Regions from separate parts of the Mus musculus genome. Here regions 1 and 3 are each linked to region 2. Evidence: chromatin loops called from intact Hi-C (ENCODE). Cell type or tissue: heart. All regions are shown on one strand. Region 1 holds the start of Gm42141 (a long non-coding RNA gene). Region 2 holds the start of Gm32276 (a long non-coding RNA gene). Region 3 holds the start of Lrrc8c (leucine rich repeat containing 8 family, member C).

The links. Peaks named below come from ENCODE experiments on the same cell type or tissue, not always from the same donor. Only the 100,000 strongest peaks of a DNase experiment are listed, where the experiment ranks them.
Region 1: a loop joins it to region 2, with 8 times the contacts of the local background. A loop is called at or near these places in 26 of 42 quality-filtered maps.
Region 3: a loop joins it to region 2, with 4 times the contacts of the local background. A loop is called at or near these places in 25 of 42 quality-filtered maps.

Annotation. Positions count from the first base shown.
Region 1 is chr5:105,489,630-105,497,629 of GRCm38, reverse strand. Lrrc8b (leucine rich repeat containing 8 family, member B) reads right to left here. Exons shown (of 5, transcript NM_001033550.3): 5 at 7,551-8,000. It overlaps Gm42141 (a long non-coding RNA gene), which reads right to left and starts at 2,208. Exons shown (of 2, transcript XR_880506.1): 1 at 1,976-2,208; 2 at 701-1,374. In heart, CTCF peaks have their summits at 2,118, 2,329, 4,526 (motif pointing left) and 6,008 (motif pointing right); a DNase peak (open chromatin) is centred at 2,309; H3K4me3 peaks cover 1,176 bases; H3K27ac peaks cover 361 bases.
Region 2 is chr5:105,650,614-105,658,613 of GRCm38, reverse strand. Gm32276 (a long non-coding RNA gene) reads right to left here and starts at 7,308. Exons shown (of 5, transcript XR_389458.3): 1 at 7,225-7,308; 2 at 2,275-2,398; 3 at 1,839-1,945; 4 at 813-972. In heart, a CTCF peak has its summit at 3,731 (motif pointing right); DNase peaks (open chromatin) are centred at 3,693 and 6,873; H3K27ac peaks cover 823 bases.
Region 3 is chr5:105,516,287-105,524,286 of GRCm38, reverse strand. It overlaps Lrrc8c (leucine rich repeat containing 8 family, member C), which reads right to left and starts at 4,816. Exons shown (of 4, transcript NM_133897.2): 1 at 4,657-4,816. In heart, a CTCF peak has its summit at 4,927; DNase peaks (open chromatin) are centred at 686, 4,496, 4,966 and 6,096; H3K4me3 peaks cover 4,511 bases; H3K27ac peaks cover 6,230 bases.

The DNA.
Region 1 (8,000 bases), 160 kb after region 2:
GATTTTATTCCCCTCCCTCCCACACCCCAAAAAGGATTTCTTGTCCTTTACAAGAATTAGTGTCCTTCACAGCACTCAAGTTAAAGTCCTGTTTTTCAGGTCCTGCAGACGGAGGACAGATGTTTCTTTAGGCTTGAAAAGGTCCACTCCGTTTGGCTGACTCAGGAAAGATTGTATCTCGTTCTGAAGGTTGCAGAGAAATGGCATCGGGCAGATCATTTCAAACAAGAGCCAAATCAAAGGAGTTATCGCAGAGTGGATGATGTTTAAACCCAAGAGAGTAGGATGTTATTGGATGCATGGCTGGGAACTCTGCACTTCAAAGTTCAGTTTGGACCTGGACTCTTTCAGATGTCTCCTGCCCTGCTGAAACTGTCTGATTGACAGCTATGCGGGTAAGGCAGGGCGAGAAGTCAAGTTGGGCCAGGCTGGGAGCTTCGGCAACATTGAGAACTGCATGGATCATGGAGTGCAAGTGGGAACTTGGCCGTCTCAGGCAAGGAGAGACTATTCAGATAAATAGAAACTTGCAGTGAGCCCAGAAAAATTCCACTGGATTGTGTGGGCATATTTGAAACACTCACTCTCACTATGGAAACACGATCATGCCTGGAAGAACATCTCTCAGCTTTAGGGGTCAGAATGGCAACTTATGAGAAGGCTCCTTAGGGAACATGCACAGATTCACTGTTACTATGTGTAAATGTTCATGTATGTGTACGATGTATGCGCATGGGCATGCTTGCTACAGCTTGCATGCAGAGGTTACAGGAAAACTTTGTGACGCTGGTTCTCCTTTCAGCTTTACATGAGTTTCAGGGGCCAAACTCAGGTCACCAGGCTTGTGTGCCCCCTCGGGTAGCAAGTGCCTTACCCTTTGAGCTGTCTTCACAGTTCAGCCTATTCCCACGTTAGGAAGTCCACTGTTAGGCTACGGAGCATCATAGTGTTGCAATGCCAGGATTTACAGACATCTGTTCAGACACCAGATTCTTTTTTACTTCTTAGCCACGTTCCCTCAGAGCTGGGTGGTGCATTTTCATGAGGACAGGAGCCCAGCTGCCCCCATTGTCCCTCACCGAGGCCTCACTACCTACAGAAGCACTTGAGTGGCAGCAGTAGGCACTCAATACTTGTAGGAGAGCGTTTACATCTCCAAAAGAGGCTGAGATAGAAAGTTTCAAGAATAATTGTTGGGAAAGGACTCTAACTCCACGTCACCGCAGAGTCAAGTGCCTCCCAGGCTTCCTGTTTCTTTCTGGGTTGCTTAAAGGATCCTTCAAGGAAGCAAGGGCTCATTTTGACTCACAGTTTCAGGGGCTGGTCATCAAGGCAACAGGTCGTCATGGCAACAGGTCATCATGGCAGCAGGCACTTGAAGCAGTGGTCCACAGTCATGAGGAAGAAAGCCATGAATACTCATGTTCAGCTCATTTTCTTCTTTCAGAGTCATGGATTTCAGCCCATGGATTAGTACCCCCACCCCCAGAATTGAATCTCCCCACATCAATTAGCCTAATCAAGGGTATTCCCCATGGGCATGCCCAGAGGTCCATCTCCCAGGTTATTCTAGATCTTCTTAAGTTTACAGTGATTTTTAACCATTACTAGAACACAGCTCTATTGAAGACAGAGGGCTTACCTTTTTCTAGGTCTAGTGAAGTCTAGAGGACAGAGGACAGGCACTGCAGGAAGTCCTCTGCATAGCAGAAAGCCTGGTGGTGTAGAGCTCCCTCTAAGAACCAGACAGGGGAGGGTATGCCCTTTGTCTAGGTAGAAGCTAACCCTCTGTGGCACACCCAGACTACAGTTGCCTTGCCACAGGGCCAATTTGATACTTATGCCCAGAGCTCGAAAATAAAACCCCAGGAACTTTGAGCTCCAAGGATCTGCCCCTGGGCGGACTCTGGGCTGGATGACAGCCATTTTTCACCTTCCATATTAAAGACAGAGAGGGCAGAGCAGTTCTGTTCACCTGCACAAGCCAAGCACTTCCTGAAAACTGTCTCTTCAGTATCACGCCGCCTGTCAGCTCTGCTCCAGTCTGTTTTAAATAGTCTGTCTTTATTGCGTGCCTGGCTTTCCGATGGGGATGTCCTGCTGAGCAGTCTTTTAAGGTGATTCTCCACTCCCTCACTTCCGAGGTTTCGAGTTCTTCAGTGAAAAGTTGTGGTCGTGTCAGGAAAGTGAATCATGTCAAAGGGGGGGGGGGCGGGGCGGGGAGGAAGAAATGAGTGACATGCAAGCGCTAAAGAAAGTCACTCAGGCGTAGCCTTCGCTTGATCATCGACACGCCCACTCCCCCAGCGGGTAGTTTAGGCAACAGCAGCTCCACAGGCTCACTAGGTCACAGTCAGATCCGTCTCCCTCCAATCTCCTCTCACTCAAAGAAGCATGTCACTTTTCTCAAGGCCCATCCAGTCGTTGGCCCATTCTGATTATGTGATACAATACCCAGGCCGTTCAGCTCATTTCCGGCTTTGCAAGAACCTAAAATCCTCTCTGTTAAATCCTCCTTTAAGATGAGGGAACGGAAGGAAAAGGGCTGACTTTCTCTCTCTCTCTCTCTCTCTCTCTCTCTCTCTCTCTCTTCCTTCCTCTTTCTTTCGTTCATTCTTTCTCTCTCTCTTCTTCTTCCTCTCTCTTTCTTTCATTCAGGTATTTTATTTATTTACATTTCAAATGTTATCCCCTTTCCTGGTTTCCCCTCCGAAACCCCCGTATCCCATCACCCCTCCCCTTGCTCATCAACCCACCCACTCCCCCTTCCCTGTCCTGGCACCCCCGCCTCCCCTTGCTCACCAACCCACCTTCCCTGTCCTGGCAAGGGCCGCTTTCTTTATCTTCCAGCAAGAAAAGAGTTTGTGTGACTGAGGACTGCGGTCCCTGGGTGTGAGCAAACCTTGGAGACGTCTGAGATACTTGATATGTGGTGGCCTCACATGCTACATGCCTCAAGCAATTTGAAGAACACAGGGAAAACCAAGAGATCAAGGAAGGCCACTGGAGGCTGCAGGGCTGTGGGGCCGAGGGTGTGAGAGCTTGGGTCCCCCTTTCTCTGTGCTTAACAGTGTAGTCAGCCAGAGGCAAAGCTAGGGCCACAGCTTCTAATCTGGAACACAGAATGAATTCAATACGCTCAGCGAAACTCATCCCTTCTTCTCCTCCTCCTCAGGCTCCAAGGAGCTAAGTCGACAGCAGAGGGTGGTGTAGCAGAACTGTGTGAGGAATTCATTTTGCAAGTCTGAGATGCCTGCCAGCCAGCATTTTCCTACAATAAGTCAGTTTGCAGGGACTAAATCTGCAACTTCGTCCCCAATAAAACAGAAACTGGGAGCTTCCTTAGCAACTGGAAGCAAGACCACAGTGTTAACAACTCTTCAATAGACAGGGGCCCTAGGCTACACAGCCCAGTGGAACTCACCATTCCTCTGAGAGCAGGAATATGCAAAGCTTTAGGTTAAGCCTCCAAAATAAAAGCTATGTATGCTTCAGCATATGCAGTTTTAAAACAGTCATTTGGATGACATACTTATACCAAAATGTGTTTAAAATTTGTGTGTATACTGGCATGTACTTGCATACCAAGTATTTTCCAGAACATTCATGTATAACCTTCATATTAGAAAGGGCATTACAGTGCTCAAACCCCCAAAACTTCTTAGAGGTGTGACCTTGGCAGTGTTAGAGTATATAAAAGGTATTGATTTGGTGGAAAATTTGGTCTCTAGCTTAAAACCCAGCTGTGCTATTGACTTTCTGTATAATCTAACATACAGTCCAATATGGCACTCACTTTGCTGGGATGAATTTTTCACCTGTTAAATGGAATTCCTGCCTACTTACACTTTAAGCATCAGCGGCGTTCATGATGCTCCTGGGAGATGCCCTGGATATTCTCAGTGATGGTAGCCACTGCAGATGCCTTTGAGAGCTGGGTTGCTTATGAGTGAAGTGGGGACAGGTCCTAAGTCAGCAATGCCCCAGGCACAGGAAGGTGTGTTTGTAACTGAAAGGGGTGCAGCTTGTTGGGGAACACGCTGGGCCTGGTGAGGCAGGAAATGTGGCTGCTGATCTGGGCTCTTCCAGACACAAGGCTTTGGCTAAGTGCATGCTTGTCAGTTGTACTCAGCGTGTGCGTGTGTCTGTGTGTCTGTGTGTCTGTGTGTGCAACACTGCTTCTTCCATCGGCAGGAGGATTGTGATCTCGCTCAAACCTCTGACCTTCTCTTGGGAATCTCTCTATGGTGCTTTCTTGGTGGCGAGTTCTATATCTGCAGAGCTAGATTAAAGGGTAACTCACCGTCTCAGAAGACAGAAACTAGAGTATAGAATTGGAAGAAACATGGAGCTTTCCCCTTGCACAGAGCAGCTGCCCACAAAAGGCTCAGCCCACTGTGAAAAGACTACTTTGATTGGCAACTTCTGGCTTTCACAGGCTCTGAGGCCTCTATGCACTATGGCCATACCTAAGATGGGCAAACAAACACCTCCTTTCACACAGGTGGCATCTGATACCCCCTGGTGGTGCAGTTGAGTAACTCTGGGAGAGAAGCCTTTCTATTTTGCTCTTAAACACCTGCGAGGCTTTTCAAGAGCGAAATCGCCTTTTAATTAGTGGCCTGCTAACTCCTGTTGAGAAGGAAGCCTTTGTGGCCAAGAACGAGGCACCGTGTGCCAGGCCAAGCCGAACTAGACGTTAGCACTTTTGGACAGTTGCCTAGGGTTGCTAATCTGCAAAAGGGCTGAATGTCATTAGAATAATTGGGGATATGGGGCCAGTTAACTCCAGCTTTCAACTGCAGTTCTGTAGGTTAACAGATTAAAAAAAAAGGAAATTGGCTCGGATCCCATTCCAAATACTGAGTAAACTCTATTCTTTCAGATTTTAAAGTGTGGCAGGAAACTACCTTCCAGGAAGAGAGGCTGGTGAAAATATTAATCTTGCTAAGATAAAGCAATGTGTCCTCTTTGGACCAGTGTCTACTTAATGTTCTTGTAGATGGGATTCAGGCATGGGTCAAGATATGTAAGCTTGGAACACGGGCTGGGTGAGGCTGATCAGTGGTGGGTGTCCAGGGGAAGAGAGATGTTATTGGAAGGAATGGGATCTGGGAAGGGAGGTGGCTGGGACAAGAAGGTGAAGTGCTTGGAGGAGAGGTGTCCCCACGGGCAAGAGGTTGTCTCAACAGTTGGGAGTGGAGGACACAAAGCTCAGCTGGGAGATTTCTTTCCCCCTAGACCTCCAAATCCCCACTGGCTTCTTGGTTCCTACTGCAGAATCATATTTGAGAGGGCAGTGGACATCAAAGCCTGTGAATTTTATTCGGAGTAAACCAGTTTCCCCACCTCTTTACCAAATCTATGCTGGCTATTCAAACCATGTCTCTTTTCCTCTTCTTTTAACTGGGCATCCAATTCTTCACGACCGGGGGCTCACACCTAGTCTTGTCCCAGTGCCAGGAAGCACCGTGTGGCACATTCTTTATGCATCTCACATGAGATGGAGTGATTGAGTCTGAGGCCAGGGCAAGGGAAACTAAATTGGTTTAAGGTCCACACCAGGCACAAGAGAGTGGACTCCCAAAGCAGTCTTTCTTTGGTTCAGGCTGTTTTATAACCTTGTAGGCTATTTTACATGTGTGGTGTTGGGGCCCTTATTCCGGGGGTGAGAAGCTTGGCTGAGAGAATTGTACATATTGTCAAATCATAGGGAAACATTTCCCCTGTGCTCACAGATGCCCCTTTAACTGACAACTTCCGGACGAGAAATTACCAGGAGGGTTTAGAATGTGGGGCAATGGAGTGCTGGCGAGAAGTTTGTCAGTAAAGTGTAGTGAGGGAGTGGGGAGGCCTGGGAGATTTGGGGTTCAAGGGAAGTGGGGAGTCTGTTTTCTCTGTTAGGTCAGGTAATATGAATAACATGTTCCCCCCCAGTGAAGAACCTGGAGCTACACTGACTATGCAGAGAGCTTCCAACATGCTCTCATCTCAGCAGCAGAGGGAGGTAGAGAGTAAAAAATGAAATGGTGTGTGTGGACCCCTCTGATGGGCACCGCCACAAGGCTGCATGACTGAAGCATTAACTGAGAGTCTCGGCACAGTGCAGGGTTGTGTGTCAGAAGACAGAAAAGCTTGTTAGGCAAGGGTTGAGGAGACAGCACAGGGTCGAGGGGGACTAAATTCTTAAATAGTTCACACTGAAAATGGCTATTCTTCTGATCCTTTTTTGGCTTGCGGCTACTTGGGAGGACCAGGGACTAGGGGCCACCAAGTGGGAACAGATTCGAGGGAAGAAAGCAAAAACTGAACAAGTGCTGCAGCCCCAGAGCAGCCCACACTGCCTCCCTTCCTCCATCAAGCCCCTCACCACATTCGTGAGGTGAGGTTAGACCAAAAAGGCAAACCCTGCCCTGAAGAAAGCCCAGGAACTACAGGCTTTCGTGGGCCGCTGCAGGCTTTCGTGGGCTGCTGCAGGCTTTCGTGGGCCGCTGTAGGCTTTCGTGGGCCGCTGCAGGCTTTCGTGGGCTGCTGCAGGCTTTCGTGGGCTGCTGGCCTTGATTCACCTACGCACTTCCCAGAAGGCTGGGGAAGCCTGTGGCAACTGTGACTGCTGTTCTAAACTGTTTTCCATTCCTACAGACCTAGAGGAGCCTACAGGCCAGAGGCAGTCTACAATCCAGACCAGTTTCCTTTGTACTCTGTTTCAAGATTCCCAAGATTCATTCCCACAGAGTGAGCCCCGGTGCCCACTGGGGCTCTGGTATGTGTGGATGCTCTTGTGTAACAGAGTGAGCAAAGGGTTGTGCTTGTGTTTTTGTGTTCACGTGTGTGACTGAAGGCGCTCACACAACAGCTTGTGTGTGAAGGGTAGAGGACCTCTGGTGTTGGTGGCCCTTGAGCTTCTGGGCATTCTCCTGCCTCCACCTTTCATCTAGCTGTAGGAACATGGGATTACAGATGCGGATCAACACGTCCAACTTCATATGGATGTTTGGGAACCCACGCTTGGGTCCTCATGTGTTCATGGCGAGTGCTTTACCTGATTAGGAAGTTCCAAACATCAAATTATCACATGTGCATTTTGCATGGTAATTCTGTTTTCTCTCCCATCGATAAGCCTGTTGAGAGGTGTCTGCTTTGGAGTTCCTTGGATCTCATTTACCTGGTACACTGCTCAGGCGCTGCTATTAACAGCACATGGACAGGTGCCAAGAAGGGGGGGGTGGGCAGAGCTGGCTTTTGAGCATCTAAACCTGAGACTCTCGGAGGAAATGTGGGGGCAGTATGGATTGAATAGCCATCAGAGATTTGGCACAGAATTCTCCTTCACCAAACCCTTGCATATGCCAATGCAGGCCACTCTCAGTCCAGGACACACTGCTCTGTGGCATGGCTGCATATTCACAAAACCCAGCGAGCGATTCAGAGTTATGTGCAGGCATGAGAATACACCATGTTATTAAATGACAGTACAGCTGTGTGAGAATCGAGAGATGGCAGTTGGTGTTGGAAGCTGAGCAGAAAGAACAAGGCAAAAACAAGGCCAATCAGATTCTAGTGATTCATCTTATTTGCCATTTATTATAAAAATGTAATCTTTTTACATAAAAGATGCTTTAAAAACAGCAAAATTTACCCAAATCTACCAAATGTAGGGATTTGAATCCAGGGGCCAAAAACATGGAACATAATCATACATTTTCTAGTAGTTAATTCCAGATACACATTTCCAAGTATATGGTAAAAGGTAAAAGGGCAAATGCCGGCCTCCACTGGGAGCTAACAAAACTAAGTATCTCCGCCCAAGATCGGGTCATCCTTTTACTTAGCATGAAACTTAGAACTTTAAGTCTTACTGTACAGTGTGAATATAAAGACAGACAGACAACAGAGATGAGTGCAGACACATCCATTCTAACCCTACACCTTTCTGTATTTAAAAAATTGCACCATGTCTGTTAGAAATAACGAACATGCAGAAGGCATTCATAATTGTT
Region 2 (8,000 bases):
AGTTGTGTTGATCTTACTACCTTCTTGCCTCCCACATCACTTTGTGGGCCATGGTGGACCGAGACCCCCGCAGGGAAGTAGGACACTCAGAGGGAATAACAAGTCTCCAAGTACTACAATTCTGATGCAACCACGTCTTTAATTCTTCATCATCTACTCTTTGTCCCCAACATTGTCAACAATACAAATCGGCCAGCTTTCCAGACTTCAAGTAAAAAGCACTGGGCTCTCACTGAGCTGGACCAGCAGGTCAAGTGACATTTCAATACATGTGTCTGTACCACAGGCACTAATCAAATCAGAGCTGTTCCTCTTTCTGTCATTGTTGCTTTGTGTTCGAAGCCAACAAACATCTCCCTTCTAGTGACTTTTATGGACTATGGCAGCAGTTACTGTGGGGACACCTATTCTATTGTTTTGTAGAACAGAACAATTTATTACTTCTGTCCGTATTTTGGTGTCCATGAGCCATCCTCCCTCTCCCCCTCTCTCCTTGGGTCTTACATCTTGTTCTTGTGGTCAAAACATGATTGTCACAGTCTGAGGGCAGAGAAGGGGACAGCTGGAAGGTAAGTACAGCATTGTCCTTTTGCTTAAGAGCAGAAAACACTTTTTTGATTAAACAATAGATACTCATTTCTTGACAGTGTGGAAGCTGGAGACTGCAAGGCCAAGATGTTGACAAGACTCTTTCCTTCCATCACCTTAGTCTGTTATGTTCTCCATTTCTCACGACAGTAATGTCCTTGCTACTGGTTTATCATAGTAGATACAACAGAGGGCACAGTTAAGGCATGTAGAAAGCAAGTCACCTGAGAGGAAGAACACGAGACGTCAGGAGCCTGAAACCTCCATTTGGGCTACGGCTCAGAAGTGAAGAATCCTCCCGCCAACTGTTTCCCATCAGTGTTCCTTGTCAAGTCTCACTGGCCCCAAACCAGGGACACAAACAGCCTTAGCCACCAGGAGGAACTGGAAAGTGAACAAAGGGGCAGGAGAGTGGGAGAGTACCTTTACTGACTTCAGTTGAGCTGGCTACACACACACACACACACACACACACACACACACACACACTTCTATACACACATACATACATATATATTCATATATTCACATTTACACATATATGTACAAATACATATAATATATATGAAGTTAGTACAGGAGAAAGAAAGAAGAACTATTGGGAGATTTCCAAAAGCAAAAGCAATTAGAACTTTAGGGTTGACTATCAGCAAAACTATCCTTTTGCCTCGCAACTCTTAGACTGACCTAAATCGAGACTATATATAGTACAAAGTACTCTTTATTCAGCTAATGCGCTGTGCTGGGAACTACTGTTGGGTGTTAGATATATGTTATCTGTGCTTCTCTTACAGTCTGGCAAGATGGCTGCCAGAATCATTATGTTCAGAGAGATTTAGGTTATTTCCCATTAGGGAATGGTGGGGAGGTCTATTCTGATTTCTGTCATTAAAGTCTTACTTTTCTTGAATTTTAAATAAATTAAATCATACATACTGACTTCCCTCACTGACTATTAGGCCCTCAATCCATTCATCAGTAATAGGAATTATTCATTCTTTATTGCTGGAGAGTCTCCAGTTGTTATTTCGATAAAGTACTCCGATTTATTATGTTTTATAATAGATTGGTATTTAGGGTGTTTCCACTTTGGAGATACGAATAAAACCTCTCTTAACATTGTTATAAGTTTGGTATAGAAGCATATGCCTATAATTCCAGGCTGAGGCAGGAGGATTGCAAATTTAAGGACATCCTGAGCTGCAGAGCAAGACCCTGCCTCAAAAGCAAAACCAGCCAAAACCTCATACTCTTGTATGTGTGAGCTGGTGGACACAGGTGCTCTCTTCTGTCAGATTTGCTTGTAGAACTGGAGTGGGCCACATTTGGCATCAGAAGATGAACTCTTAAAGATTTCCTAAGCAATGGTACAAAGTTATAAATTCAATCAGCAATTTGTGAGACAGTGTCTGCCAGTGCATATCTGTGTGCGCATGTGCTTGTATGTGCATCTGCATGTGTATGCATGTAATTTTAAAAGATATTTGGTGTATTGCAGAGGGAAAAGTTGATCAACTTCACAATATTGAAAGTGCGTTTACATTTAACTTATAGCTTAAGTTTTAAAGACTTTGTGAACAATGTAGCATAATCACATTCTTAAAAATGCACCCCTTGACCTTGCACCCAGATACCATTCCAATTGGAGACTCTCAGATGTGGTGATATAATTTAAGGATGGATTACCTATATTGCTGGTAGATTTTTGTGGTATATGAGACAGTTCCTATGATAACCACAAGGCTTTCTTTTCTTTCAGTGATGATGTAAAAATCGGACAATCAAAGATCCTTAGATGGTTCCTGGAGACCTGTTTCAAGGGTTGAGAACTCATATAATGAAATGTATTAATATAATGAAAAGTCTCAGTCATTTATAAATTATATTAAGGTAGTGCTATATTATAGTCATGAGTCACCATGTGGGTGCTTGGAATTGATCTCGGGACTTCTGGAAGAGCAACCAGTGTTCGTAACTGTTCAGCCATCTCTCTAATCCTCCCTCCCCCCCAATTTGATAGATTTTATTAGATAAAGATAATAAACACAGTTCTGATGTCTTTTGAGTATACAGTCTAGCTGTGCAGAGGAAAAAAAGGCCAAATAATATAAGGAGCTATTCCAGTAATACATAAATATGTTAGTTTAATTTTTAAAAAGATTGCATGCACAAGAAAACAACACATATGTGTTTTTAAGGTTATGGCTTTATAAGGTTTATGGTTTTAAAGTTATAAAGGTTAGCCTGGCATAGATGCCCCAGCCCTTCTAAGTCAGTCCCTAAGCAGAAGAGGAAATAATAAGAAAAAGATGTCAGAGAGCAGGGAGAGGTCACTTCAGGCCAATTCAGTGTCAATCGCCAAAAGGCACAGATAGAAGATGCAAGGTCTAGGGCAGACCTGTGAACAAACCAGCCAGAGTGCTGGAAGCCACAGCTGTCAGTCAGAGTCAGAGGGAACTGGCAAGCCCTGCTAAATCAGACACCTGGCGGTCCTCAGTCTCCATGACAACGTTGGGAGCAAGCTAAGAATTCAAAACCTTTTCTAGTTGCATGTCTATTAGATTGTGGGTGGGATTCTAACCCACACAGCCCAACTCTAGCACTGGAAAGGAAGTTCTAGGAGGGTTTGCACAGGGCTTGGAAGCTGGGTGGACCGGAAGTTTCCTGTCTTTCACTGTGTGCGCGAGTGCTAGAATACCTGAGCGTCTACACCTTAGCGTCAGTGGTCCAGCTGGCATAGCCTTGTGTGAGCTGTACTGCTCAGTCTGCCCAGGGTCAGTGACGTGGCTTTCAGTAGGCCACCCTCCAAGCGCTCCAATTTTTGTAGATCATGGCTCTACACAACTTGGGAGATTGGGAGGACATTCTTAACTAGAGGCCACCAAAAATCAGACTTTGAAGGAAGACAAATCCGGCCCGAGGTGTAGGGTTCGTTATCCAGAAACGCTGGAGGAGAAAACCTAGGAGGTAGAGATTGCAGCGTTGTGTGGCAAGGCAGAGCATGGGGTGACAAGGGGGCTGTGCAGATCTGGGAGTGACTTGGTGCCAAAAAAGTCCAGACAGATGGAGAGAGATCAGTCAGGCCTAGAAAAGATGGTTATTGTTTCCTTGCTGTTGCCATATCGCTCGTGGCCACTAGAGGGCTTCCCCGCCTCATCTGGAATCCACACCTCAGCTAAGGTTTCCCAACCGTGCTGCGTTCCAAATCTAAGCCAGGCTGGCCCGTGGGCCCCTTGCTTAACCCAAGCTGGGATTCTGAACCAATGAAATTTGGGGTGCCTCTCACTGGAGTGACAACGAGGCTGGGAACCAGGAGTCAGATGCAGGGGTGACAGAATATGTGGCAGGGTCCACAGTGGCCTGGGGCAGCAGGATAAAGGGAAAGGTAGCTGCCTTCCAAATACCAGCAGGGGCCAGTAAGCAAGGCTTGAGGGAGGCAGAGGTTCTAGAAATCGCTGGAATCCTTTCCCTGCGAGGTGGGCTGTTCGACCTCTCTGGTCGTTGATCATAAGAAACCCTTTCTTTCTCCGGTTTGCTAGCATGGAGGAGCTGGGCTGAACGGCCCGGGACAGCAGACCACAGCCCATTGAGCAATGATCTCTGGGGCTGTTTGTGCAATGTGTGTGGTGTGCTTGGGGGGGCATGCTACAGACACAAAAATTCTAAGACCCAGGCTGTGGGGTGAGAGGGTCATCTCTCAGCCATTTCCTTGGGCAGAGAAGTTCACCATAAAAGTCTAGGTATGAAGTTGTCATTCCCCCTAAAGATGTAGGGTATGGCCTTTGTCTCATGTTCTCCAGCACCTTTGTCTCCTTAAAAAGATTTATTTTTATTTATATGTGTTAATATGTGCATGTGTGTGGAGTGCCTGTGGAGGTATCAGATCCTCTGGAACTGGAGATATAGAACTGTGAGCTGCCTGATGTGGATGCTGGGAACTTAACCCTGAAGTAGCAGCAAGTATTACTTCTTAACATTGGAGCCATCTCTCTGTTCCCTCTCTGACCCAATCCTCCAGCATCTCTTTTGGCCCAGCCTTGATCTTAGTGGACAGACCTTCCACAGTAGAGAGCTGCCTGCTGCCTGCTTCACCTGTCCCCGGGCAATTTCTCTTTCTATCTCTGTCTGGATGTTGTCCATATCTCTCAGAGGTTAGATCATGCTCTCTTATTCGGCTGTATCCAGTTTGGCCCTGTTTCTGTCTGCTGCTCATACTGGAAGTCGGATGGTGGTTCCAGTGGCTACATGAATGATTTAGGGATCGGCAGGAAGGAGATTTGTGTGTGCATTTATATATGTTGGCTGGGCGGGGGTGGGGTGGGGTGGGGGGAGTGTGTGTCCTGCTTCTCTGAGGGCTCAACTCACATATACTCAAAGACATTGGTTAAACTGAAGAATGAATGTCCCAGATGCCAAATCTATGCCCACCCTAAAAGCACAGGGCTTGTCATGGGCTTATACCAGTTGCTATGAGCACGTCCATTGAACACACACTCTTATTGGAGCACAAATATGCAAACTCTTTAGAATATATGTTTTCATTTTCCTTTTTAATTGAGATGTTTCTGTAAGAGCAGTTCTCAAGGACTTAGGTACTCATTTAAGTTGGAGGCATTTCACTGCGTGTACACCTAGTATACAAGATGGCAGCTGTTCCTTAGACACAACTGTTCATAGTACATCAGGCTGGTTCCTGGTCTTCGTTTCCACCTTCTTTTGCCATCTCGTGACACTTGTGATCTAAGGCTGGATCTCTCTCTCTCTCTCTCTCTCTCTCTCTCTCTCTCTCTCTCTCTCTCTCTCCTTCCCTCCCTTGTCCAAGTTCTCCCTACATAGTCTGCAAAGTTTTGAACTCACTGTGTTGCCTAGACTGGTCTTGAGCTCTCTGTAATCCTCCTGCTTCAGCCTCTTGGGTGCTAGGGTTACAGGCCTAGGTCAGCAAGCTCAGTTCAAGCAGTTTGCTCTGGTCCCATCCAGGCACATTACGTTAGAATTCCTGGGCAGGACACAGGAGTTCTTGTATCCCACCCTTGCTCATGATCCCAAGCCAAGTGGTCCCTAGAGCATCAAGGAAGGTAGGGTGCTGGGGTGGCCTTGGGTTCTTGACTTAATCTACTGGCTGTGATGGGGTTCCACAAGTGGGCTTACAAATGGCTGACATAGAGTTCTCAGTGTTCCAGAGGCTGGGAACTCTAAGACTGGGTGCCAGCAGGTTTGGTGTGTGATGAGGGCCCACTGCCTGGGATTCTACAATGCATTCTCACTGAGCTCTCTGGAGTCCATCTCCCAGTCCTTAGTGATTCTCGCTCCATGTTCTATGGGCGGATCCTGGTCATATCATTGCTTCTGGGTTTAGGGTTCCAATGTACAATTTCGAGGGAACAAATAAATTTTTTTCTCTCTCTAAAATGTTGAGTTTTAAGAGTTCTCTGTGTATTCCAGACATAAGGCCTCTGTCAGACATCATTTGTAAATGTTTCTACCACTCTGTAATTTGTCTTTTTGATCCCTTTTACAGGATTTTTTTCCCCACAAAGCAAATATTTCTAATTTTGATGAGGCCCAGTGTATAAATTTTTCCATTTATGGGTTGTGCTTTTTGTCTTGAGTTTCAGAATTCTTCTCCTAGACCCTCATTCTTTTTTTTTTTTTTTTTTTTTTTTTTCTGGCGACTTGTTCCTTTTTAGCAGTTTCACAGTCCCAGAATTCTGTTTCAGTCCAGGATCCATTCTGACTCTGGTGTGTAAGGTGGGAGGCTCAGAGTGAGCGGCTCCAAGCTGTTGAAAGGCAGCCTTTCACCCATTGGCTCACATTCACTCTTTAGTCAACACTCAGAGGGACTTCGTGGGTCTACATCAGAATACGTGGTCATTCCCAGCGTATCCAATGGGTCATCCACTATGTAACTTGGGCTGGCTGTACCTCCCTTCCCGAGTGCTAGGATCACTGACGTGTGCACTCCCTACATATTTCTAGGTTCTGGGCTCTGTTCTAGTCATCTTGCCTGCTCTCCACTCCGCGCACACTGTCTTGATGCTGTGGCTACATATAAATGTCAACATTGAGAAGTGTGATTCTAGTTTTCTCCCTGCCCCCACTCCAAATTGGCTGTTTCTACGGCTGCTTCCTTTCCACATAAATCTGTCTAACCCCGCACAGAAACCTGTTGAGATTTTGACAGGAGTTGCTTCAGTCCGGGTCAGTTTTAAGAAAGGACTGTTTGTTTTCGCCCAGCCCCGGAGCCTGACCCTAGGATACACGGTCCCGTCCAGCCAACACAAACACCTTTCTGGTGCAGGAGAGACTCCACGTGGACCAGCTTTGGCAGTGTAGACCAGCCTGTGAGCTCTGTTCTGCTTACAGCCCTGCAATCCGAGGAGATTCAAGCCCACATCGGCTTCTAAAGGGCTGGTGGAAGCTTCCTGGGACTCAGAAGGTGTCTTAAGGGAAAGGACACTGACGGCTCAGAACAATGCCGTGAAACCCAGAGATTCCGTTCAGTAAAATTGATCGTTGTCTCTGCTTTGCTGGAGAAAGGGACATCTATTGGATAGGAGGCTGGACAAAGCGCTGTGAGGAATTTTGTGAGGAGGAGACATGATGAAAGCCGGTTTTGTCAAAAGACTTCGGACTTACCTTTCTGCTCTCTAGATACCATGCCCTCTTCTCCAGAGTCCGGAACCACTCCCTAGGCACCAGAGCCTCCTCTTCCTGTGGCCTTTTCTATACCACAGCCACTTCCTCCTGGCCACGCCCTGTACTCCTGATCTGTCTTATTTTAGTTAGTGATCAAGATATCAGGCATTAACCTTCATTTCAGTTCCTCATCCAAAATGCACCCAAGCTTTTTTTCTTTTTCTTCTTTCTTTTTTCTTTTCTTTTCTTTCATTTCTTTCTTTCTTCCTTCCTTTCTTTCTTTCTTTCTTTCTTTCTTTCTTTCTTTTTTTTTTTTTTTTGAGACAGGGTCAAGATCTCACGAAGGCTCTACTAGCTTTTGTTCTCCATATGTGGCTGAAGATGACTGTGCACTCTTGACCCTCCTGCCTCCACTTCCTAAGCACTAGAGATGTGCCTCTGCACACTGCTCAATTCTGTACAGTCTCTAAGAGTTCTTTACCGCTGGGGCAATCACAAGACCCAGCTTGTGGAAGGAGAATTGTATCCACCTTACAGTCAGTTGCAGTGGTTAGTTAAGAATATGCTGTGGTAGCCAGGCATGGTGGTGCACGCCTTTAATCCCAGCAGTTGGGAGGCAGAGGCAGGCAGATTTCTGAGTTAGAGGCCAGCCTGGTCTACAGAGTGAGTTCCAGGACAGCCAGGACTACACAGAGAAACCCTGTCTCGAAAAACCACCCCCCCCCAAAAAAAAGAATATGCTGTGGTATATGTTCTCCAAGGGCTGGAGAGATGGC
Region 3 (8,000 bases), 130 kb after region 2:
ACATATACATACACACAAATACAGACACATGCACATACATGCACACACATACACATAAACACACACACACATATATACAGATATATGCCACACACACATACACACACATATACACACACATACATACAGACACATGCACATACACACATTCACACAGATACATACACACACACATACACATATGCACATACACACACACACACACAAACAAGTGAGGGGCTTGAGATAACTCTTAAGACAAAGGTGACATTAACTATATGGTAAGCGAGTACTGTGGTGTTTTTCTTAGCTGCGGTAGGACCAACCGCTTATAAATACATGACTTGCCTTTCATTTAGGGCATAAGAACCATCAAGGTGCTGTCCTAACTAAGCAAAGAAAAACAAAATAGAAAAAACGTCTACCACCTCAAACGACTTACTGCCTTCCATCGTATATTACCCGGAAACATATTATGAACATGAAAACACTAAACATGAAAAAAAAAAATAAAGCATTAATGTGCTTGTCTGAAGTACATTTGGACTGACAGAAGGGTTTGAGGGAGGTTTGGGGCCAGTGAGGAGGGGGCATTTAGCTCCTAGCTCTGCCTACGGTTGAGGGTGGGGTGTGTGCTGGGGAGATACCGGCATTGTCACAGGCCTTGAGAGATAAGCAAGGCTGAGAGACCTGGAGTGGCAGACACAGGAAAGTCTGTCTGCCAAAGCACACACATTCCAAGCCACTGAAACAGCTCCAGTAAGTTCTTTAAAATGTGTGGTGCAGAACAAAGAAACACACTAAAAAAGGTGAGTGCTTGTTTCTAACTCAAGACTTCAGGAAAGGATGTGATTCAAAGGTTAAACATGCTAAAAAAAAAAAAAAAATTTAACCCAAGGGTAGATGGGGGAGGACGGAGCCTATGGCAACACTGTCCTCAGCCCCTCCAGTAAAAGACACCAGAGCTGAAGGCAGAGATCTCAGGCAGCTCCAGACAGGCTATGATAATGGAATCCTTACTGCTCATCCGCGAGGAGTAGGGAGCTGTCTCTACATGCCTAGCTTCATCTAATTCATGCAGTGAGCTAGGCTCTAAAACTCCGTTACACAAGGAAACCAGACTCAATGTGGCTCAATCATGTGGCATCCTTTGAATACCTATCTTTCAGTGCAGCCAGAACTTGAGAGCAACTACTCTAACCTGAAGCTACACTCTGTATGCTGTGCCAATTTAAAACAATGTATATATATACTTAAAAATATTTATTTATTTATTTATTTATTTACTATAAGTATACTGTAGCTGTCTTCAGACACACCAGAAGTGGACATCAGATCTCATTACAGATTGTTGTGAACCACCATATGGTTGCTGAGATTTAAACTCAGGATCTCTGGAAGAGTAGTCAGTGTTCTTAGCCGCTGAACCATCTCTCCAATCCATATATTCTTCTATGATATATTTTTATATCTTATTTACTTGTTTATTTTTGTGAAAGGCCTTCACTGTGTAGCCCAGACCACCTTGGAACACACAATGCCCAGACAAAGCTCACCTTACACTGGTAACAATCCTCCTGCCTCTGCCTGCTGAGTGCTGGTATTTCAGGTGTGTCTCACCATGCCTGGTTACCATTTATATTGAAAAGAAATGGAGTCAAAGACACCTCCACGACACCTGCATAGTAACGTCAACCTCATTAGTGTAATATATGTTCACAGATGAACCAAGATGAGAGACACAGCCAACATTTCTGGGATGAGGGAGAAAATCCTGGGAATGTATAGTCCATGAGATACAGTTGCCAAGAGCAGCTGATGGGAGAGGACACAGTGGTCCTCTGGGTCGTTTCAAATTATTCATTTAGTTGCAATCAGTCAAAAGAACACCAGCTTTGGAAACAGACTGTCCTTACTCAAAATTCAAACTCTGTTGCAGATCAACCAGGGCGTGGCAAACTCTGGAGAGGTTACTTTATGCTCTTAATTTCTGTTTTCTTGTGCAGGTGTTATGGTTAGTTTTAGGTGGTGGGGGGAGCCTTTGGATAATGGGACAAGGGGTAACATTGAGAACTAAAGAGAACCAGATGTGGTGAACTCACATGTGTACTTCTATCACTCAAGAGGCTGAGGCAGGAAGATTGTCAGGACTGTGAGGTTAAGACTGGGTGGCAAAGCAAGACTGTGCCTAAACAAACAAGGGCAAGCAGTATGGTGCCCGACTGCATCCACTCAGGATATTCCATCTGCATGGCATTGCCAAGTCATAAACTCTGAGCCCCATTCTATAAAATGGGTATGGAACCATCCCTCTTAGGATGGGAGAGACACCAGGCCAGACAGTTAACGTAACAGAAATGTTTTCAAATCATTAAGACAAGTCTTGCTAAATAAGTATAACTTTTATTTCATTTCTCTTTAAACTTGGGCTTTATTACCATGGTGCCAATGACTATGGATTAAAGTACTACAGAAGATTTAAAAGTCACTGGCAATCAGTGGTGGTGCACTCCTTTAATCTCAGCACTTTGGAGGCAGAAGCAGACAGACCTCTGAGTTTGAGGCTAGCCTGGTCTTACAGAGCAAGTTCCAAGACAGCCAGTTCCCTGTCTCAATCAATCAATCAATCAATCAATCAATCAATCGATCAATTAAACATAATAATTTGATAAAAACTGGGTATTTGGAAATTAAAATATTTCTGACTCTGAATTGTTCTTTAAAAAATAAACTTTACATAAGAGTTCAAGTTGTTCATTTCTGTTAGAATTCTTACAACTTTTTCTTTGCTAAAAAAGTTTCCTCTTTAAAATAAAAAACACTCCTTGAGGATGTTACTCAATTGATAGGCTGTCTAGCATGAACAAAGCCTCAGGTTCAATCCCCAGCACAGAATAAACTGGGTGGTGGTGCTCCAGTAATCCCAGCACTGTGAAGATCAGAGGTTCAAGGTCTGAGGCCAGCCTGGGTTACACAAGACCAGTAAAACAAAAACAAAAACTCACAATATTTCATCAAAGTGCCTGAAAATCTGAGAAACAATAGATGAGTGTTGCTAGCACTAGTTCAGGCCATTTTGCTTATGAGAAATGGTTAATTATGCTTACCACCTTTTACACATAATGAGGTGGTGGCCCCTAGCTGCTAGCAGTCTAGAATATAAAAGAGGGAAATGTTTGTACTTGCAAAAACTGCCCTCCCCATCTCTCAGTTGGTCTAAGTCATAAGAAATTCAAGTATTATAGACTAGAGATGTGTAGATCTAATCTGATAGCTTGGTCCACATATCTATTGGGAGTGCAAAATCTGAGTAAAAGTCTATCAAGTTCAGATTACAACGAGGGTTGGTGGCTTTCTACAAATTATCAGGAAATGAAGAGAAGCGTGTATAGAGCTTTGGTGCTGGGAGTGTTGCAGAACTGCGTGAACCAAGTGGTTTAAAATTACTCGTATTCCCCTGTCGCCCAAGTGGCATCTTAATGTCAGTCCACTCTACATCCTTGTCCAAGCTTCAGCAAAGCACTGCATACTCGGCAGAAATGTGACCGTTAGCTAAGGCCACACTTCATATGCTACTGCAGTCTGTAGATGTGAAACAGCACCTCTAAAGGGTAATAAGGCTCTATGAGCCAAACCTGGACACTCCCACAAAGATCAATTAGTCTTATTTTTCACTTTAAGGAGGATGGGAGCCCAAAAATGTTTCCTAACTAATTTGTTGCGAGTTTAAAAATACTTAAGGAGTTGGAAACTCAGTAAAGCTCTGCCCTCAACCTCTAATAAAACATCCGCATTAAGCATGGGGACTAGATGTGGGCTGAGCCGTTGCAAAGAAAGGTAACTTGAAGGATTTTAAAATAACTGAAATCTGATGTACACAGCCAAGTGTTGGGGGAGGGAAACATTAGCTGCTGGAAAAAAAGAAAGGCTTTGGCGTCTATAGAGCACACCCTGAGGCTCCCAAGGGGCTAACTCCATCCCAAACACCTCTACGCTGGAGAAGAGAGAGAGAGAGAGAGAGAGAGAGAGAGAGAGAGAGAGAGAGAGAGAGAGCCTGCTAGCCTGCTAGGGTCAGTTTGGGATGAAGGCAGAAATCCTGGCCGCAGTTGCTGGCCTAGACACCTGGCCTCCAGGGTCTTAGGATGCAGAGCAGCCCCCTCCGGCCCCTCTGGACTTGCAGGTGAGCGGACTAGTGCTCACTGGATCTCTGTGTAGACCTTCGATTTCCCCCTCCTTCCTCAAAAAGTGTAACTTCAGGCATCTTCCAGGGAGGAGAGGGGGTTGGGGAGAAGAGCAGAAAAAACAGGCCCCAGCATCTCCGGGGGTTTTGAAGGTAGGGAAGGAGAATGGCCATCCCTGCAGCAACCGCGTTTTCTCCTAGTACGCCCCTCCCCCAGTCCCCAGAACCTAGCGGCCAGGCTGTACTGGGCTCCCGGCTGGGGGTCCCTGGCGCGGACGCCAGGGCCCGCGTGGGTTGGGTGGGGTTGGGGTTAGCGGGATCCCCGAACCGCACGCTGAGTAGGCGACCACAATGTGCCTGTCCCAGAGCCCTGGGGAAGCAGGGTCACGAACGAGGGAGGGTGGACGGGTCCAGGCTGGGGCGCGCCCAGAGAACCGAGGCTAGTGGCAGGGTGCTGGCCGTCCCTCTCCATCCCTCCGCGGGTCCCCGGCACTTACCTCTGGGGGCGAGGGTATCCGCAGAAAAGGATGCCAGGGCGCGGCGAGCTGTGTCCGGGTTGGGCTCAGCGGCGGCAAGCGACCGCGGCGTCGCTGCTCATGGCTTGTCGCGCTCAGAGTGCTGCGGCCACGGCCGCGGCGGCGCCTCGGTCCTCGTCTTCTTCGCGGGCTCTGAGCCGGGACGCAGCTAACGCCCCAGCTCCGCAGCCCTGTTCCTCCTCCCCGGTGCCTCCCCGCCTGCAAGCGGAGCCGCCTCCAGCGCCGCCCCGCGCGCCGCCTGGCCCGCGGCAGCCAGCGCCGCCCAGCGCCCAGCCCCGGGGTCGCCGTCGGCTGCCGAGCCGCCGCCGCGGTGCCAGCCCCGCTGTGACGCAGGCAGCGATGCCCGGGAACTTCCTCCTCTGCCGAGACCACCAGGCGTCCAGGGCAGGCGGGCCCGCGCTGGGCGGGCCCCGGGTTCCCCACCGGGAAATCAAGCCTCTCCGCGGCTGGATGATTCCGCTGCTCAGAGCTGCCTACCTGGTTGGCACAGCAGGGAAGATCGGTCCTCTGCCTCCTGTGTGCAACCCTAACAATGCCAAAAAGCGGGTGGTTTCTGTGAGCCCGCCATCCGCTCTTACACCGCAGCTCCTCCCTGGGCTAAGTTGAAGCAGAGCGGCTGCTGCTAAAAATAGCCCTCCTGGGAACTCCCAGAGGGTCAGGTTGGAGATAACCCCTCCCCAGAGAATGAAAGGTCCAGGAAGCGGGTGGAGAGGGGGCGGTGGTATATATGAGGGGAACAGGGAAGAACGAAAAAAATCCGATGCCCGTAGTTTACAAAGCCTTAAGACCCTGGGCAACCTCAATCCCATTGACCAGCTGGCAGGAGTCCCTCGTTACTGGACCCTGCAAGATGGGCTTCTGGGCTTTGAGCAGCAGGTGCCGTTCCATATGAAAGCTCCGCCTACGATTTTGTGTGGGCAGAGGTGGGGATCGTGTGTGTGTGTGTGTGTGTGTGTGTGTGTGTGTGTGTGCAAAAGAGTTAACAATGTGCCCCGAACCACCTGTTGTTTAGACGATGTAGGGGAGGGATTCTCTCCCAGCCATTGATCTGAGCCTTGGGTTTGTCTGCCTATCTCTCTGCCCAATTATAGTTTAAAAGCACAAACTAGCATCTTGAAAGCTGGCATCTCCCTAAAAAGAAAAATTGCCTATTGGGGGAAAAAGTGCAGATAAGATCACTGTAGCAGTCGAGAGAGAGAGAGAGAGAGAGAGAGAGAGAGAGAGAGAGAGAGAGAGAGAGAGAGTTTGTCAGTAACCAGCTGGCTGTCCTCAGAGCACTTGACGCAGATAAAGAATTACTCTGCCCTGGCAGTCTGGGAGAGACAGAAGAGGACAAAAACGGGCAGCCAGCAGCCATTAACTAGTTTGTGTGCTCCTGCATGGTGAGTTTATAGAAGACAATCATTTTCCAAGCCATGATAAAAAGCAGGGTATGGGGGCCGTGGGGGAGGAGCCTATTCCTCCTTGCCCGGCACCCCCCCCCCCCAACCTAACTGTTCTTCCTGCTCACAGAATAAAATATTATATACTGCCTCTAATCCCAATGTAGTTGTGGGCTCTGGAAGACAACCTTAAACCCCTTGGGGCCTTAGGGGAATTGGTACAAGCTAACAACCTAGGGTGGGGTGTTCTGCTGAGGAAGCAGAAGAGGTTTGTGTCTCTGGGGGAAAGACAGAGACCAGTTTTAGTAGTCTGCTTTAAGGAAGGGAGAGGGGTGGGAGAGATCCAAGTACCTTGTAAGGCAGCAGGTAGATATAAAAATACTCCATGAGGTAGCTCTAAATTCAAATGTTCTACCTCAGGGACTTGGGTGGGGATGTAGCTCAGGGCCAGTGTCTCAAGGCCTTAAGTTTGGATCACCAGAAAACAAAACAAAACAAAACAAAACAAAACAAAACAAAACAAACAAAAAAACAAAAAGCCAAGCACAAATCTCAGAAGAGCAACTCCTAAAGTTGAAAGCCTTCCTCGCAGTGTCTTGTTCTCCAAACACCTCCCCATGGTGCTTCAGCATTCTCTGTTGTCCTTAGCATCCTGACTGTACGCTGAGGCAGGCCAGCCCACTGCCAAGGACACAGTAAACCCTAGGTTGCTGGTGAAGGTGCAACAGGCATATGTCTCTGCTCTTCCTCTGTAGGTTCAAGGAAGGACTGCTCCTTCGTACACGTCTATCCCGTAATCTAGGTGTAGTACGGCAAGGTGCTGGGAGGATTCCATAAAACGTGCAAAGCAGCAAGAAAAGGGACCAAGCACTTCATGTTGTAAGCACCCAAAGCACGAGATCAGTTGTTGAAGTTATTACTCTTTGCTCCCTGGAAAAGCAAAATAGATTCAGTGTTGAAGTTTGGAAATGAGACTCGCATGCCTCCATCACAAACGTCTCCAGAGCTGCTGTCTGAGTGTATCCAGATCTCCTCTGGGGTGACCTAACAGGACAGGCAGGGCAGTTCTGCAACTGTACACAGGGGTTTGATGATACACGTTAATTATGGAGAGTTACTAGTCTAAAAGCCACAACACCATACTGCTATGGTCATCTCTTTGTTTTTGCTAGCTTACAAACACCAAGTCTAGTCTTTTCACTCCAGTTACCTTAACTAAACTACACACTTAGCAAGCTCCCTATAAAAACATGGGGCAGATCAGCAATCAGGTGTGAGTGCTGGGTGCCAGAGGTCTCAGAAAAGCCCGAGGGCTCTTCCCTTGACTCTAGTGTTCACAAGTTATGGACGAGGGAATCTGGCAAACACATGAAATTGGAAGTCTCCATCTTCAAACTGCAGTTTGAGTTCAGCGAGAGAGGAGGCTGCTGCTGGCTAGCTAACCTGAGATTCTATATTGTCTTTTTATCTTATGTGCATTTCTCCAGCCTTTGCCTCCCACTCTGAGCTAGGGAGAGAACTCATGGCCTCGTTTTCAGCAAGTCCTCTATCCTGGAGCAATTTGACATTTTATTTGAGCTTCCAGATTAAAGCTCTATGTCTAAACTTTACACAGATACAAGTTAACCTCAGATTGTTTGTGATAGAGTGGAATGGATATTTCTGGACTGGACAAGGCTAAGGTCTAGGGTAAGGAACTGTACACATCTGGACTCAATTTCTGTGTGGCTAGCTATGTGGTCCTTAGAGTCTTCACCTTTGAACTTCAGCTCTTATCCAGATCATTCTTTAGGAGTACGGTGAGGTTAGGGGTGTCTCTTGTAGATGGTGTGGGAATGGCAATGCTGTTGCATTGTTTTATTATTAAGTGTACCCCCCAAAAAAATCCCTAAACTGTCATTGTCCTTCGAAAGCATAATTAAT